2 separate regions of the Homo sapiens genome follow, and region 2 is linked to region 1. Evidence: chromatin loops called from intact Hi-C (ENCODE). Cell type or tissue: HepG2. All regions are shown on one strand. Links, peaks and the distances in the headings refer to the core of each region. The heading gives the core; the rest is flanking DNA. Region 1 overlaps SP8 (Sp8 transcription factor). Region 2 overlaps SP4 (Sp4 transcription factor).

Region 1 (2,906 bases), core at 179-2,678:
CAAAGTAACTTTGGGATCAATATTAGCAGTTTCGAGAGAAAGATTGCTCCCCGTTAGAGGAAAAAACTATTATAGAAGGGAAACCAAATGGAAGGTTGCTATTTTCCCCCTAGTTTTTTTAAAAATAAAATATATGCTATAAAGATGAAAGAAAGCTGCTGCAGCGATTCGACAAGACTGCCCTTTGCTGAAACTTGCATCGGTTCCACCTCAGGGAACAAAGAAAAAGAGGCAGACTGACATTGGGAGATCTAAACTCTACAAACTCTGGGTCTCGGGCTGCCAAAAGTCACCCCCACCAAGCCCCGACAGCCTGAGTAGGACGTCCGGCGATGCCCAGGGGCCTGGCAGGGTGCTCCGAAGCCGAGGTGCTCAGTACAGCGGCTCTGGAACCAAGCAGCCGTCTGCCCGGGCGGCGCTGTTCTGCCCAGGCCTCCAGCCTCTCCCTCTCCACCGCTCCGCTCAGGCTTGTCAGCCGAGCCGCTCCTGCCCGCGCGAGGCCCGCTGTCTACCAGGCACTGGATTAGTCCAGCTCTACCTCCAGTGGCCGTTCCCTCTAAAAGTTACGCCCTTCACAACCTGGGGGGTGGAGGAGGGGAGGACAAGGAAGAGAGAACGAGAAATAAAGGCCCGACGAGGCGCGGGTTCCGGCTGCAACGGGTTCAGGCAGCGTTACCCGTGGAAAGGGAAAGCCAGGGCCCGGGACAGCGATGCGTGTTACTTACTTGTCCATATCCCCTTTACAAAGTTAAGTCACAGAAGGAAGAAGGAAGAGGGGCAGAAACAGAAAGAGACAGAGAGCGAGTCGGATGCAATAGGGAAAGGCTGGAGTTGAAGTCCGGACAGACAGGGCCCAAGAGGACTTGGTGGGAGGAGGTCGGGGAGAGGGGCGGGCGCAGGGTGGGCGTCACTCTAGGCCGTTGCGGTGCCCGGGCTCGGGGGGCTGCAGCAGCTCTGGGGAGTGGCAGGGCGGGCTGCCCGCGGCGCTGTGCTCGCTGTCGGTGTCGCTGCCCTTCTTGCCGCCGCTGCCCGAGCCCGCCGAGCCGCCGCCGCCGCCGCCGCCACTGTGCGTCTTCACGTGCTTGCTGAGGTGGTCGCTGCGCATGAAGCGCTTGTTGCAAACTGGACAGGCGAAGCGCTTCTCGCCGGTGTGGGTCCGCAGGTGCCGCTGCAGCTCGTCGGAGCGCGTGAAGCGCTTGCCGCAGAAAAGCCAGTTGCACACGAAGGGCCGCTCGCCCGTGTGCCAGCGCAGGTGCGCCTTGAGGTGCGAAGTCTTGCCGTACACCTTGCCGCAGCCCGGGATGTGGCAGCTGTGCAGGCCCTTGCGCCGCAAGCTCGCCCCGGCAGGGCCCAGCCGCTCTGCCTCCTGGCAGTTGGGGCAGTCGCAGGTGGCGCGGCCGGAGTAGCGGCGAGCTGAGGAGCGCGGGGAGCCCCCCAGCGGCGCCGAAGGCCCAGCGCTCAACATGGAGCCCCCCGCGCCGGCCAGCGGCGACGGGGCCGAGTCCGGGTAGGAGCCGGGTAGCACTGGCTTGAAGCCGTCCATGAGGTGCTGCCCGGCGGGGCTGAGCAGGTGCGAGGAGGCGCCGCTGCTGAAGGCCGAGTGACTCAGGCCCGAGTAATCCGAGTTGTAGCCTCCGAGCGGCGAGTGCAGCGAGGTTTGGAGCCCCCCGGCGGCAGGGTGCAGCGAGCCGGGCAGCGCAGCCGCGCTGTTCGGGTTCTGCACGTCGATCCAGCCGGCCCCCACGTCCCACCAGCTGGAGGCGCCGGCCGAGCCCACCTCGCCCGCAGCACCCAGGCCCGGGTGCGAGGGCTTAAACCACGACTCGTACGGGTGCGCCATGCCCACCCGCGGGTAGATGCCCTGCAGCCCGTCCACAGAGGTGTGCACCTTGGAGATGAACACCGGCTGGTGGGAGCCGTCCTGCGAGTGCGCGGAGGAGCCGCCGCCGCCGCCCCCGCCGCCGCCGCCGCTGCCCCCGGAAACTCCGGGGGCCTGGAAAACAGAGTAGTCGTTGGCGAAGGGCGAGCTGGAGGCGGCGGCTGCGGCGGCGGCGGCGGCGGCTGCGGCGCTGCTGGAGGTGAGGGAGAAGGCGCTGGAGCCAGGCGAGCCGCCGCAGCTGAACGAGTCGGACACCAGGGCCGCGGCAGCCGCGGCTGCTGCCGCGGCCGCCGCAGCCGCCGAGGACGAGCCGCCGTTCCTGGAGGCCCCGGACACGCCGAAGCTTGAGAGACTGGAACCCACTACGTTGCAGCTGGCGGAAGAAGAGGACGAGGAGCGTTTCCAGGGGTGGAAGCCTTTGCCGAAGGAAGAAGAGCTGTCCGAGAGGGAGGAGGGAGACGGGCTGGGGCTGCCTATCTTATTACAGGTAGCGGCAAGCATGGCCAGAGGAGTCGATCCCAACCTCGGTTCTTCCTGCGAGGAGGAGAGGAGAAGGAGTGGGGGAGGGGAGGTGGGCAAAGGGCCGGTGGGGGAGGAAAGGAAGAAATGTGCATCAGTCCTTCGGTAGCCTCCAAAGCGCCCCACTGCACCCCATCTCTCGCTGCGGCGCGCCGCCACCAACTCACCTGGCACCCCCAACAGCCCCGGCGCCCGGCCGCTTCCTACTCTACAGGAGGGGACAAGTTTGGCTGCCGGCGTCTGATTCGGGAGCAAGCACCACGCTAAAGAAGAGTTTGACAAGTATTCTCACCTAAAACAACACTCTCTTGCACACAAAGCCCCAGACACTTCGTAACAAACAAGCAAAAAGTCCAGATTGGAGAGGAAGGAAGTTTTCTTTGCCGAGAAGCCTGGGGGAAAACCATTGGATTGCTTTTAAGAGCGCTTCCCTGTAATCCGGAGAGCTTTGAAAAACCTGTTCGGGTCCCCAGAAACCCATCCTGGGTTGTTTCTCCCAGGCCAAAAG
Region 2 (2,906 bases), core at 260-2,759, 650 kb after region 1:
TTTAATGAAGCTAATGAAACAACTTTGTTTTCATTAATTTCTTTTGGCTTTGCATTTGTAAGACACTAAGAGTGGGCCGGGTGCAGTGGCACACGCCTGTAATCCCAGTACTTTGGGAGGTCAAGGCAGGTGGATCACCTGAGGTTGGGAGTTCGACACCAGCCTGACCAACATGGAGAAACCCTGTCTCTACTAAAAATACAGAATTAGCTGGGCGTGGTGGCACATGCCCGTAGTCCCAGCTACTCAGGAGGCTGAGGCAGGAGAATCACTTGAACCCAGGAGGTGGAGGTTGTTGCAGTGAGCCGAGATCGCGCCATTGCACTTCAGCCTGGGCAACAAGAACGAAACTCCATCTCAAAAAAAAAAGAAAGAAAAAAAAGACACAAAGAGTGAGACACCAGGAACTTTTCTGTCTTGACAAGGGGGAGAAGGAGCAATAAGTACCCATATCGCCCTTTTATAAATGAGCCCTGAAAGTTCAGATCTTTTACTTTGTGTCCCCATTCATCTGTAAGTACTTTCTTGGTCGGTTCATGTTGTTCCCCAGGAGAATGGTATTGTTTAATTTGTGGGGAAAATTTTGCTCGAAATTTTTATGAGAAGCCTTGAAAAATTAGTAGCTTTGACGGAATGTAATTGCTAGCTCAAGGACAATGAGCTAAAACTCTCCACCATCCACTATTCTCATTTTACTCTTCAGGAGATTAAGGGAAGTCTAGATGACATGAACAGAAAAAAGTAAAATCATACAAGGTAAATCTAATGAAACCAGTACTTGAAGCTGGGGAGCTTCATACTTCGTTTTATGAAATGAGAATGTTAGCAACAACCTAGGGGGATCCTCTTCCCATTAACAACGTGTTCAGTATAATGTGTTTCTGTGCTTTGGTCTCAGCTGTAAATCCTGACCTTCATGCTAAGCATTAGTTAGAATTGTAGTAGGAACTAAATATGTGTATGCTCTGCATACTTTTTGTTTTGTTATTGGGATTCTAAATTTAACTTAAAATTTTTTTACTTTTACTTTTAAAAAAAATAGATTTAGGGGGTACAAGTGCGGTTGTGTTACATGGATATATTGCATAGTGGAGAAGTCTGGGATTTTAGTGTACCCATCACCGAAATAGTGAACCTTGTACCCAACAGGTATTTTTTTCCACCCTCACCCTGCCCTCCACCTTTTGTAGTCCGCAGTGTCTGTTATTCCACCTGTATGTCCATGTGTAATCATTTTTTTTTTTTTTTTAGCTCCCACTTGTAAGTGTGAACGTGCTGAGTTTGACTTCAAAGGAAAAGCAGAAACCTTACTTTAAGCTCAAAGACAACTAATTGTACCTCTGGCTTAAGCTCCTTTATTTTAACTAAGTGAGGAGAGTTAACTACCTGTTTTCACAATGTCTTCTACTAGTCAAAGAGCCCTAAATAAAGTGAATTTCAGGTGTTACATTTCCTTAAAGACTTTAGAGCTATGTAGGAACAATTGATAGCTAAATCTGTAATTAACTTGGAGTGGTCCACAATGTGACTTATTTTTGGCAGTAATCATCATATGTAGTAACAGAGATCATACTGTAGGCCTTTTGATTGATGAATGAATATTTCTTTGTCAATTTTAGTGGAAATTAACAATATTATGCTGGTTCTCCCACAGAGGAAGTTCAGACTTAATAATAAGATACTGCTGACCCTTCAAGAACTTGACTCTCTTACCTAATTTCTTTACTTCTCCAAGGAATTAAAATATGAAACCTGGGGATATAGTATGAAACCAGAAATGGGAGGACCAATTCTTCATTATTGGTAAAAATAGGTACCAAAGAAAATAATTAAAATTTATATTTAATTTTAAAACTGAATTCAATCCAGTAAAATTAACTTCTTACACTGATCTTTTTTTCCAGAGCTACTAAAGGTGGAAAATTGGCTTGAGGTTTAATGCAAATATGGCTTTCCTTTGCCATATATGTTTTATTAATTTGGATTTCCCTAATGGGCATCTGTATATATACATACTCATGTACTCCTGTGTTTGGCTAGTCTTTTTTCAGAGGAGTCAGATTTACTCCAGTAATCTTATTTCTTTAAAATCTTCTAATACTGTTTGTTATAGATTGGAATTCATTATTAGAAACTTAAATCTTGTATTCAATACGAATGACTTAGGTTCTGAACTACCAAGCTGGCTTTACCTATTGAATGATTTTTTCATGGAAGATGAAAAGTACTCAAAGTAGAGCCACATTAATTTTGTAAAAGGGCATTTTTTTTTTTTTTAAGAAGGACTTCAGGATAGATTAGCAAAGGAAAATAGAGTTTTTTGTTTGTTTGCATTTGAGATGGAGTCTCGTTCTGTCGCCCAGGCTGGAGTGCAGTGGCACGATATCTGTTCCAACCTCCACCTCCTGGGTTCAAGTGATTCTCCGGCCTCAGCTCCCCAAGTAGCAGGGACTACAGGCACATGTCACCACGCCTGGCTAATTTTTGTATTTTTAGTAGAGGTGGAGTTTTGCCATGTTGGCCAGGCTGGTCTCGAACTCTTGACCTCAGGTGATCTCCCCACCTCAGCCTCCCAAAGTGCTGGGATTACAGGCATGAGGCACTGTGTCTGGCTGAAAATAGAGTTTTAATCATCTGCTTTTCAAATTCTGAATCGGAATATATAATGAGTAATACTTAGGGAATATTGGGGCAGGCATGAAAGCAGGTTGAGGATATTGGGGCAGGCATGAAAGCACTCACAGCTCTAAATTTACTTAATCAAGAAGGAAGATAGGGAATGGTGCTACGCATAGATCTTGTAGAAATAACAGACTTACAAAATGATAGAATTGTAGGTGGAAAGAATCTTGGAGATTATGGCTCAGCAGTTGTAACCTTTTGATACTGCTGCTAAAGTCTATTTA

The links. Peaks named below come from ENCODE experiments on the same cell type or tissue, not always from the same donor. Only the 100,000 strongest peaks of a DNase experiment are listed, where the experiment ranks them.
Region 2: it touches region 1 in a loop (4-fold over the local background); 15 of 110 quality-filtered maps call a loop at or near these places.

Annotation. Positions count from the first base shown.
Region 1 is chr7:20,783,383-20,786,288 of GRCh38, forward strand. It overlaps SP8 (Sp8 transcription factor), which reads right to left. Exons shown (of 2, transcript NM_182700.6): 2 at 1-2,413. The coding sequence ends at 908. Among named protein-coding and RNA genes, the nearest start is that of SP8, 2.0 kb to the right of the region's middle. RefSeq lists an enhancer at 1-542. In HepG2, for the core only: a CTCF peak has its summit at 1,676 (motif pointing left); no DNase peak of the experiment used is centred there; H3K4me3 peaks cover 972 bases; H3K27me3 peaks cover 890 bases.
Region 2 is chr7:21,433,585-21,436,490 of GRCh38, forward strand. All of the region lies in intron 3 of SP4 (Sp4 transcription factor), which reads left to right. Among named protein-coding and RNA genes, the nearest start is that of SP4, 7.0 kb to the left of the region's middle. In HepG2, for the core only: no CTCF peak of the experiment used is centred there; no DNase peak of the experiment used is centred there.